2 separate regions of the Homo sapiens genome follow, and region 1 is linked to region 2. A link is an interaction called in ENCODE POLR2A ChIA-PET data of the cell type or tissue named here. Cell type or tissue: GM12878. All regions are shown on one strand.

Region 1 (4,000 bases), 690 kb after region 2:
GGAGGCACAGTTACTTATAAGCACATGTGTCTCACAGAATTATGAAGCAGAGGTGGACAGAGATGAGCCGAGTGTGAAAGTGACTGTGGAGGTCAAGCAAAAGCACTGCTGTGTACAACAAAATTAGAAAAGTCCCCAAATCTATGTCTCCAAGCACCAGAGGTATTTCTTCAGACTCAAGATCACAGTCCAGACCCACTCTGGGAAAGAGTGAGGCATGAGGACACTTGCCCCAGTGGGAAAGGACACAAGATCGCAAAATCCTTACCCTTTATGCAAAACGGCCTCCAAAACAGGTATCACATCGAATCTGCATACTCAGGTTCAAATCTCGGTGCTTCCACACCCCCCAAGTGGGGATCTTAATTGTGAAGTAATGAAATCTTCTGCCAAACCTCCCTCCCAGGATGTCAGAGGTGAAAGGAAGGACTGAGAGGTCAGTGGCCCAAGCCCACCTCAGGAATCTTCTTACCAACTCTCAGCCATCAAGGATATCCAAGGCGATGGGGGTGGCTGACTCCTTGGGAGGGGGCATCCAGGAGGCCAAACGGGGTGGGCGGCAGGCAGGCGGAAAGGAGGCGAGCAGGTAGAAGGTTATTACGAAATTGCTTCCATAAAACCTGTGGCTGTTGTAAAACTCTGCTTTCCAAAGACTTTATTTCCTCCTTTCTCTCTAACATTCTCCTTTTTTCTTTTTACAGCACTTTTCCTGGGAGGGGGTGGCCAAGGGACACCAGGGATGGAAGACAGTCAGGCTCTGAGTGACTGGGCAGGTTTGTGAGAGGCCCAGGGAGAAGTGAGATAAGGCCGCAGGGACGCGCCAGGCCATCTCCACCCAGACCAGAGGATGAGAAACTGTCAAGGGACAGAGTTGTTAGCCTTTGCTTATCAGGACAGTGGGTTGAAGGCTCCATTTCCCCTAGGCTAGGGGTGGGTCTCCCTAATGCCCCTCTGCTCTAGCAGAAGCCCCTTGTTCAGAGACCCCCTGGCCCTCCAAGTCAGCCTGGCGCCGAAGCCCCATCCGGTCGGGCCTCTTTCCCGGGCCCCTTTGCACATTTCCTCTGCCTCAAGCAGCAGGGGGAAGGTTTGGGAACAAAAGTTAGCTTATGCTTTGGAAAGTCCCCCTTCTTCCACCAGCACTTCTAGTTATTCCTTTCCTGGGCACAGGGCCAACAGCCTTAAGAGGACCGAGGTCAGAGAGGGTATCAGAGTCTTGCCCTGCCCAACCCCTGGTTTCATCCCTTGTCACTGCATCAGTCGGGGTTGAATTGTCCAACAACCTGGGCTCCCCATTAGCTTGCAAGTCAGGCCCCTCTCCAAGGAGGTGGCACTCAGGACCTATGTGTACCCCCAGCCCAGCCCAAGGCCAGTGGGAAGCCTTTGGCCACTGGGGTGGGTGGGGAGGAAAAAGTCAACTGAGGGATTAGGAAAGGAAGGACTTTTCGGACCTACTTCTGTAGGTCTGGTCCCATAGGGGGCCTTCGACAGGACCCTGAGGGCTTTAGGCTGAGATTGCAAGAGCTCTCAGTGTTTGCCTTTCAGAATGAGACCTACTGAGCCCTCTTCAAGGACCTGAAGCTTCCTGCTGAGGTGGAGCACCAGCCCGCAAAGAGTTACAAAAACCTCAAGAACCCCCTGCATTTCTTTTGAAATCAAATATTTGTGAAGTTGGGGAGAGTTTCTCTGGAAAGTTCTGGATGTAGTTGAGAGCTCAGAGACCCTAAGGCTGGAAGTTGGAGCTCTGACTGCCATCTTTGGGTTGGGCTGAACAGCCCAACAGGGCCAGGGAGGTGCCTCGGGAGAGTTGACTGCTCCTCATCCCCCTTCCCCTCCTAACACACACACAAAAAAACATTCAGAAGTGGGAAGACACTTCCCAGATCTCTTCTCTGGGGGAACATCCTTGTTGCTCCTGGATGAAGGACCTCAAACCTCTTCCCCATTTTGCAAGGTTGATCTTCCAGTCCTGATTCTGCTCCCCTCCCCCAACTCCTCCAGCTAAGCAAGGAGCAGTAACTGCCGTGAATCGGGTGGTTTAATGTTGTTGTGTTCAGAAACCCAGGCCCAACAACATGAAACTACCTAATTCACTCAGCAGTTCCAATTCAAGCTCTAGGTCAAGAGCTCACTGGGGGCAAACCCTGTGGCCATTTTTTTGTGGGCCAAAAAGCGGCTTAACTTCATTTTGCTCCACCTCTTCCCCAACAGAAGAACCCAGTTGCTACTAAACAACACATCGGAAGAACTGAACCCAGGACTCTAGGTAAAACCATTTTGGAGCCGGTCCTGATAGCTCAGATTCCAGAGACATTTGCTGCCTTCCAGGAGCCCTGGCCAGAGAAGAAGACCCTAGACACAGGCACAAGCCTGGGCAGGGCCTCTTTGATATACCTGCTCAGTCTCTGCCTCTCAGCCCAGCTGGAGGTCTCCACAGATAAAAAGAATTCTCAACTTCAAACAGATACGAAGGTGCATCTATACTCAGCACCCTGCTAGCCCCTGTATTCCAGGTCACCCAGCCTCCCAGTGTAGCTCTGAGAGGCCAGATCTTCAAGTCCTACACACCCCCCAGCTTTGAGATTGGGGCTCAGACAGGAGAGTGAGACAAAAGAGTGCTGAGAAAGAAAGTGACAGAGAGAAAGGTGGAAAAGCAGAGTGTCAGAAAGTTTCGGGAATTCTAGGGAACAAACAGAGGAAGAATGGGATTTGGAGGGGAAAGCCGGTTGATCTGAACAGTTGCTGTGAAGGCACCCTGCCCAAAATGTCCCAGGGCCCTGGCTCTGCAGAGGCCGAGCTGCCCCAGGTAAGACAATTCATTCCGAATCTTCGCAGAATAAGGACTGAGAGGCTAAGGACTGGGATTGGGACACAGAGAACAAATTTGCTTCCTCCTTCCTGACCTTCGGTCTGGGTCCTTGGCCCCCTAACGTGCCCGCTCCTCACCTCTGCCTCTCCAGACACCCGCCTGCTCACAGGTGCTCACGCTCACACCCGCACCCATCGCAAAAACGCAGCTGTGCAGGCCGAGGGCGGCGGCGGACTTACCTGGGCGGCGGCGGTGCCGGCAGTGCGCGGCCGTCGGAAGGTGCGGAGCCAGCGGCCGCGGCCCAGTCCAGGCTCCCTCCCGCCCTCGCCCAGAAGCGAGGGTCCGAGTGGCCACGTGTCCGGCAGGGAAGTCCGAGGTAGCGAGGGAGTCCACCTGGCCGCCCGCTCCCCCTCCCGGGTATAAATCTTGGGGACCGGAAATACAATAAAACTTCACCGTGTTGATGAACTTCAAACGGTTTACATCCCCTCCTGTCCTGAAAAGAAAGACGTCCGGGGGCGGATTAAAAGGAAGGGGAAACAAATTTACGAGCGGCAGAAGCACCCGCCTCGGCCCCTTTCTTTGCCCGCACACTTTGTCCGCGTGGAGAGAAGCAGCCCCAGCCCCCGGGACTTGGCCTCCGCCGAACCGGCCGCCAGGCGCGCTCTTCTCTCGGAGGAGTCGGCGCTGACCCAGCCCGCGCCCGGCAGAGACTGGAAGCCGCCGCCTACACGGAAAATCCACAGAGCCCCGCGCAGACCCTATGATCGGCTCGGCCCGCCGGGCTTGGGATGAGGCTCCCTGCTTCTCGCTAGAGCAGAACTGGGCTCCCTGGCGCTTCCTTGCGAAAGCCCAGGCTCTCCCAACCACGCCCGGTGGCCTCCATTTTTTGCATCTTTCCGCTGAAAGCGGGTTTTTTCTTTTTTCTTTTTTTTTGACAGAGTCCTGCTGTGTCACCCAGGCTGGAGTGCAGTGGCGCGATCTCGGCTCACTGCAACCTCCGCCTCCCGGTTCAAGCGATTCTCCTGCCTCAGCCTCCCGAGTAGCTGGAACTACAGGCGCCCGCCACCACGCCCGGCTAATTTTTGTATTTTTAGTAGAGACGGGGTTTCACAATATTGGCCAAGCTGATCTTGAACTCCTGACCTCGTGATCCACCCTCCTCGGCCTCCCAAAGTGCTGGGATTACAGGCG
Region 2 (4,000 bases):
AAACAAACAAAAAAAACGAAAGAAAAGAAAAAAAACCAAAACAACAAAACACACACTCAGCCCTGCTCCCACCATGTGCAAAAATGTCCTGCACCCTACTCACCATACGTAACACCCATCATACTGAAAAGCTTAAAAAAGTGGTTTATGCATAAACATTACAGATTAGCATTTTTTGAGCACACCTTGTGGGCTAGGATTGTGAGAAGAAGCCAGAGAAAGTTAAGAGATGTGGTCCCTCTCGTGAAGGAGGTCCCATTCTAACAGGGAATACCAGCCACCCACAATGTATTTGGGAAGCCATCTATAAGCACATGCAAGGATCGTTTAGAGGGTTAGCCACAAGCACCAACAGGCAGGACACCGATAAGTTTCAGCCTCCTCTGATCTCGTCCCAAGCCTCTGAGGACCCACCTCCCTTGGGCCTCTGATAAACCCACTCAGGGCTTAGGCATCTGCTGGCAGAGCACCAAGCACACGCCCTTCTGTAAGTCCTGGTGTTGCTACTCTTGGGGCTCCAAGCTGAGTTCACTTCAAGGCTGGGCCCAAGAATTCCTGAGCTTCAGGCCCTCCAGCACACCCCTTGCTCTGCTATCAGCCTTCTTCCTCTCACCTCTTAGAAAGCTGGACACAGGCCGGGCATGGTGGCACACACCTGTAATCCCAGCACTTTGGGAGGCTGAGGCAGGCGGATCACCTGAGGTCAGGAGTTTGAGACCAGCCTGGCCAACATGGTGAAACCCCGTCTCTACTAAAAATACAAAAATTATCCGAGTGTGGTCATGCATGCCTGTAATCCCAGCTACTCAGGAGGCTGAGATAGAAGAGCTGCTTGAACCCAGGAGGTGGAGTTTGCAGTGAACCGAGATCATGCCACTGCACTCCAGCCTGGGTGACAAGAGCGAAACTCCATCTCAAAAAATAAAAAAAAATTAAAAAAAAGAAAGCTGGATGCTATATTTCACCAGCATCATTACCACTCCTCCTTGACTCTCCATTTCCCTACCACCCTCCCTAACTCTCCCAGGCCCTCTTCCCTTCTCAGACATTCTCATCCTCCCTCGTGGCTCTAAGTGCCACCTCGAGGCTCATGCTACCTAAACCAGTATCATCAGCCCTGACCTCCCCACGAAGCTCCAGACTCCATTATCCAACCTGGCCAAACATGGGTGTCCCATCAACCCTCACACTCAAAATGTTGCTAAGGAATTCACCTTTCCCCCAAACCTCCTCCTCCAACAAGCCCCACTTCAATGAACAGCACCACCTGTGTCACCTAAAGCCAGCCCTGGTGGGTGGATCCCTCCTCTCCACATGCCCTACGCCATACTCATGCATCAGGATCCTGCCCCCACCTTCCACTTAGACAACACCACAGCTTCTCCCAACCTATCCCTGCCACCAGCCTGACCCTCCCTTGCTCATCACCCATTTGGTCACCAGAGCCAGGTTCCAAAACACAAATCCAATCACTAAAGTAAAACTGAAATACATAATTTAGTCAGATAATTAGAAAAAAGGTGGTTTAAGAAAGTAAACGTAGCTGGGTGTGGTGGCTCACGCCTATAATCCCAGCACTTTGGGAGGCCAAGGAGGGTGGATCACTTGAGGCCAGGAGTTCGAAACCAGCCTGGCCAACACAGTGAAACCCCCTCTCTACTAAAAATACAAAAAATTAGCCAGGTATGGTGGCAGACACCTGTAATCCCAGCTACTCGGGAAGCTGAGAAAGGAGAATTGCTTGAACCTGGGAGGCGGAGGTTGCAGTGAGCCCAGATTGCACCACTGCACTCCAGCCTGGGCAACAGAGTGAGACTCTGTCTCAAAAAAAAAAAAAAAAAAAAAAGGAAAAGCATTAGAAGAAAACAGGCAAGGCACAGTCCCCAAACCCACATGCAGACCGTTTTTTTTTTTTTTCTTTTGAGACTGAGTCTTGCTCTGTTGCCAATGCTGGAGTGCAGTGGCACGATCTCAGCTCACTGCAACCTCCGCCTCCCGGGTTCAAGCCATTCTCGTGCCTCAGCCTCCCAAGTAGCTGAGATTACAGGTGCCCGCCACCATGCCTGGCTAATTTTTGTATTTTTAGTACAGACAGGGTTTCACCATGTTGGCCAGGCTGGTCTCAAACTCCTGACCTCAAGTGATCCACCCACCTCGGCCTCCCAAAGTGCTGGGATTATAGGCATAAGCCACCACACCCGGCCATGCAGACTTTTTTGTTTCATCTTGAGAAACCAGTGTGCCTCTCTGTACAATAAAAATGTTACTATGTATTTTCTATTCATTTAAGACTTTCTCAAGAGAAGACTGAAACAGTAAAATAATTCCTTTCTCCCACTCAGAAAGTCCCTGCTCGTGGTTGCGTCAGTAGCAAAAGTAGCTAGCAGGCTTGTTTCCCTTCTGGTTGTGCACTGAGGGGCTGCTTTGTGACCCAGAAACCAAATCCAACTAAGCAGAAAAACATAACCCAAGTCTACTTATTATCCTCAAGACAAAGGGAAAAATACAAAAGGGCAATCAACTGCACACTTCTTTGCTAATCGCCAAGGGAAGGAGACGCTGTCAGAATCTAGCACTTTTTCTCCCCATCTGGTCTTTAAAAAGCAGGAACTAGACACTGGTTCACAGGCTAAAAAATATCACAGGATAAAATATCAGAATCATTGTGTCTAAAAGCCTGACCCTGGGCACCTGCATGATGACTCTGCAGCAAGGAGCACCTATCCCTGCCTGCTTGTTCAGCTTGTTTTCTCATCACCTTTGCTCCAGCAGTATTACATGTCTCCAGGTTCCCCCAAGTGCACCATGCCTTTACTCACAATGTTCCCTCTTGCTGGGACGCCTGTTCCATTGTCCATCTAGCGAAAACTTACTCATTAAGACATCAAATGTCCACTCCCTTTACAAAGCCTTTCCTGACTGTTTGATCCTCTTCTTTTTGCTCCTCTTTACTGTACAGAAACACCCGTTAAAATATCTCAGGAGGCTGAGGCAAGAGAATCTCTTGAACCCAGGAGGCGGAGGTTGCAGTGAGCCAACATTGTGCCACTGCACTCCAGACTGGGTGAAAGGGTGAGACTCTGTCTCAAAAAAAAAAAAAAAAAAAAATCTGCAACAACTCTTAAGCTCACAAATCTGCCTCCCCCTATAGACTACAAGCCCGGGTTGTCATCTTCATCTCAATATTCTCAGACCTGGTTCAGTGCCCGGTCCAAAGGAAGTATTTAACAAATGTCTACTGAATTAATACATAAATATGTATCTACTTCCACTATACTGAGCTGTTGGCTTTTAAGTACATAGATGATCTTAGTCTTGGTGTCCTAGAATCCAGGTCCAGGGTAGCAGCAGCCCAGGAGTGCTGAGTGTGAAGAAAAACCCCATGGCCAGGCACGGTGGCTCACGTCTGTAATCCCAGCACTTTGGGAGGCCGAAGTGGGTGGATCACTTGAGGTCAGGAGTTCCATACCAGCCTGGCCAACATGGCGAAACCCCATCTCTACTAAAATTACAAAAAATTAGCCAGGTGTGGTGGCACACGCCTGTAATCCCAGCTACTTGGGAGACTGAGGCAGGAGAATGGCTTGAACCCAGGAGGCAGAGGTTGCAGTGAGCCAAGATTGCGCCACTGCACTCCAGCCTGAGTGACAGAGGGAGACTCTGTCTCAAAAAAAAAAAAAAAAAAAACCCATGAACCAAACCCATCTGAGTTGAAGTGCACTCACTACTGCTTACACAGGTTCAACTGCAGGGGCTTAGGAGGGCAGGAGTACAGCAATGTTCTTATACAGAAAGACAACTTCGGCCAGGTGCGGTGGCTCACGCTTGTAATGCCAGCATTTGGGAGGCTGAGGCAGGCGGATCACAAGGTCAGGAGATCGAGACCATCCTGGTTAACGTGGTGAAACCCCATCTCTACTAAAAATACAAAAAATTAGCTGGGCGTGGTGGCGGGCGCCTGTAGTCCTAGCCACTTGGGAGGCTGAGGCAGGAGAATGGC

What was found. ChIA-PET counts read pairs that join two places held together with the same protein. Peaks named below come from ENCODE experiments on the same cell type or tissue, not always from the same donor. Only the 100,000 strongest peaks of a DNase experiment are listed, where the experiment ranks them.
Region 1: POLR2A ChIA-PET joins it to region 2 with 6 read pairs; 2 of 35 experiments call an interaction of 5 or more read pairs at or near these places.

The regions. Positions count from the first base shown.
Region 1 is chr17:48,630,469-48,634,468 of GRCh38, forward strand. All of the region lies in intron 1 of HOXB-AS4 (HOXB cluster antisense RNA 4), which reads left to right. MIR196A1 (microRNA 196a-1) reads right to left here and starts at 2,091; the gene lies at 2,022-2,091. In GM12878, no CTCF peak of the experiment used is centred here; a DNase peak (open chromatin) is centred at 2,060; H3K27me3 peaks cover 216 bases.
Region 2 is chr17:47,935,752-47,939,751 of GRCh38, forward strand. The region is part of intron 1 of SP2-AS1 (SP2 antisense RNA 1); the gene reads right to left. Among named protein-coding and RNA genes, the nearest start is that of SP2-AS1, 3.7 kb to the right of the region's middle. In GM12878, no CTCF peak of the experiment used is centred here; a DNase peak (open chromatin) is centred at 2,376; H3K4me3 peaks cover 473 bases; H3K27ac peaks cover 1,650 bases.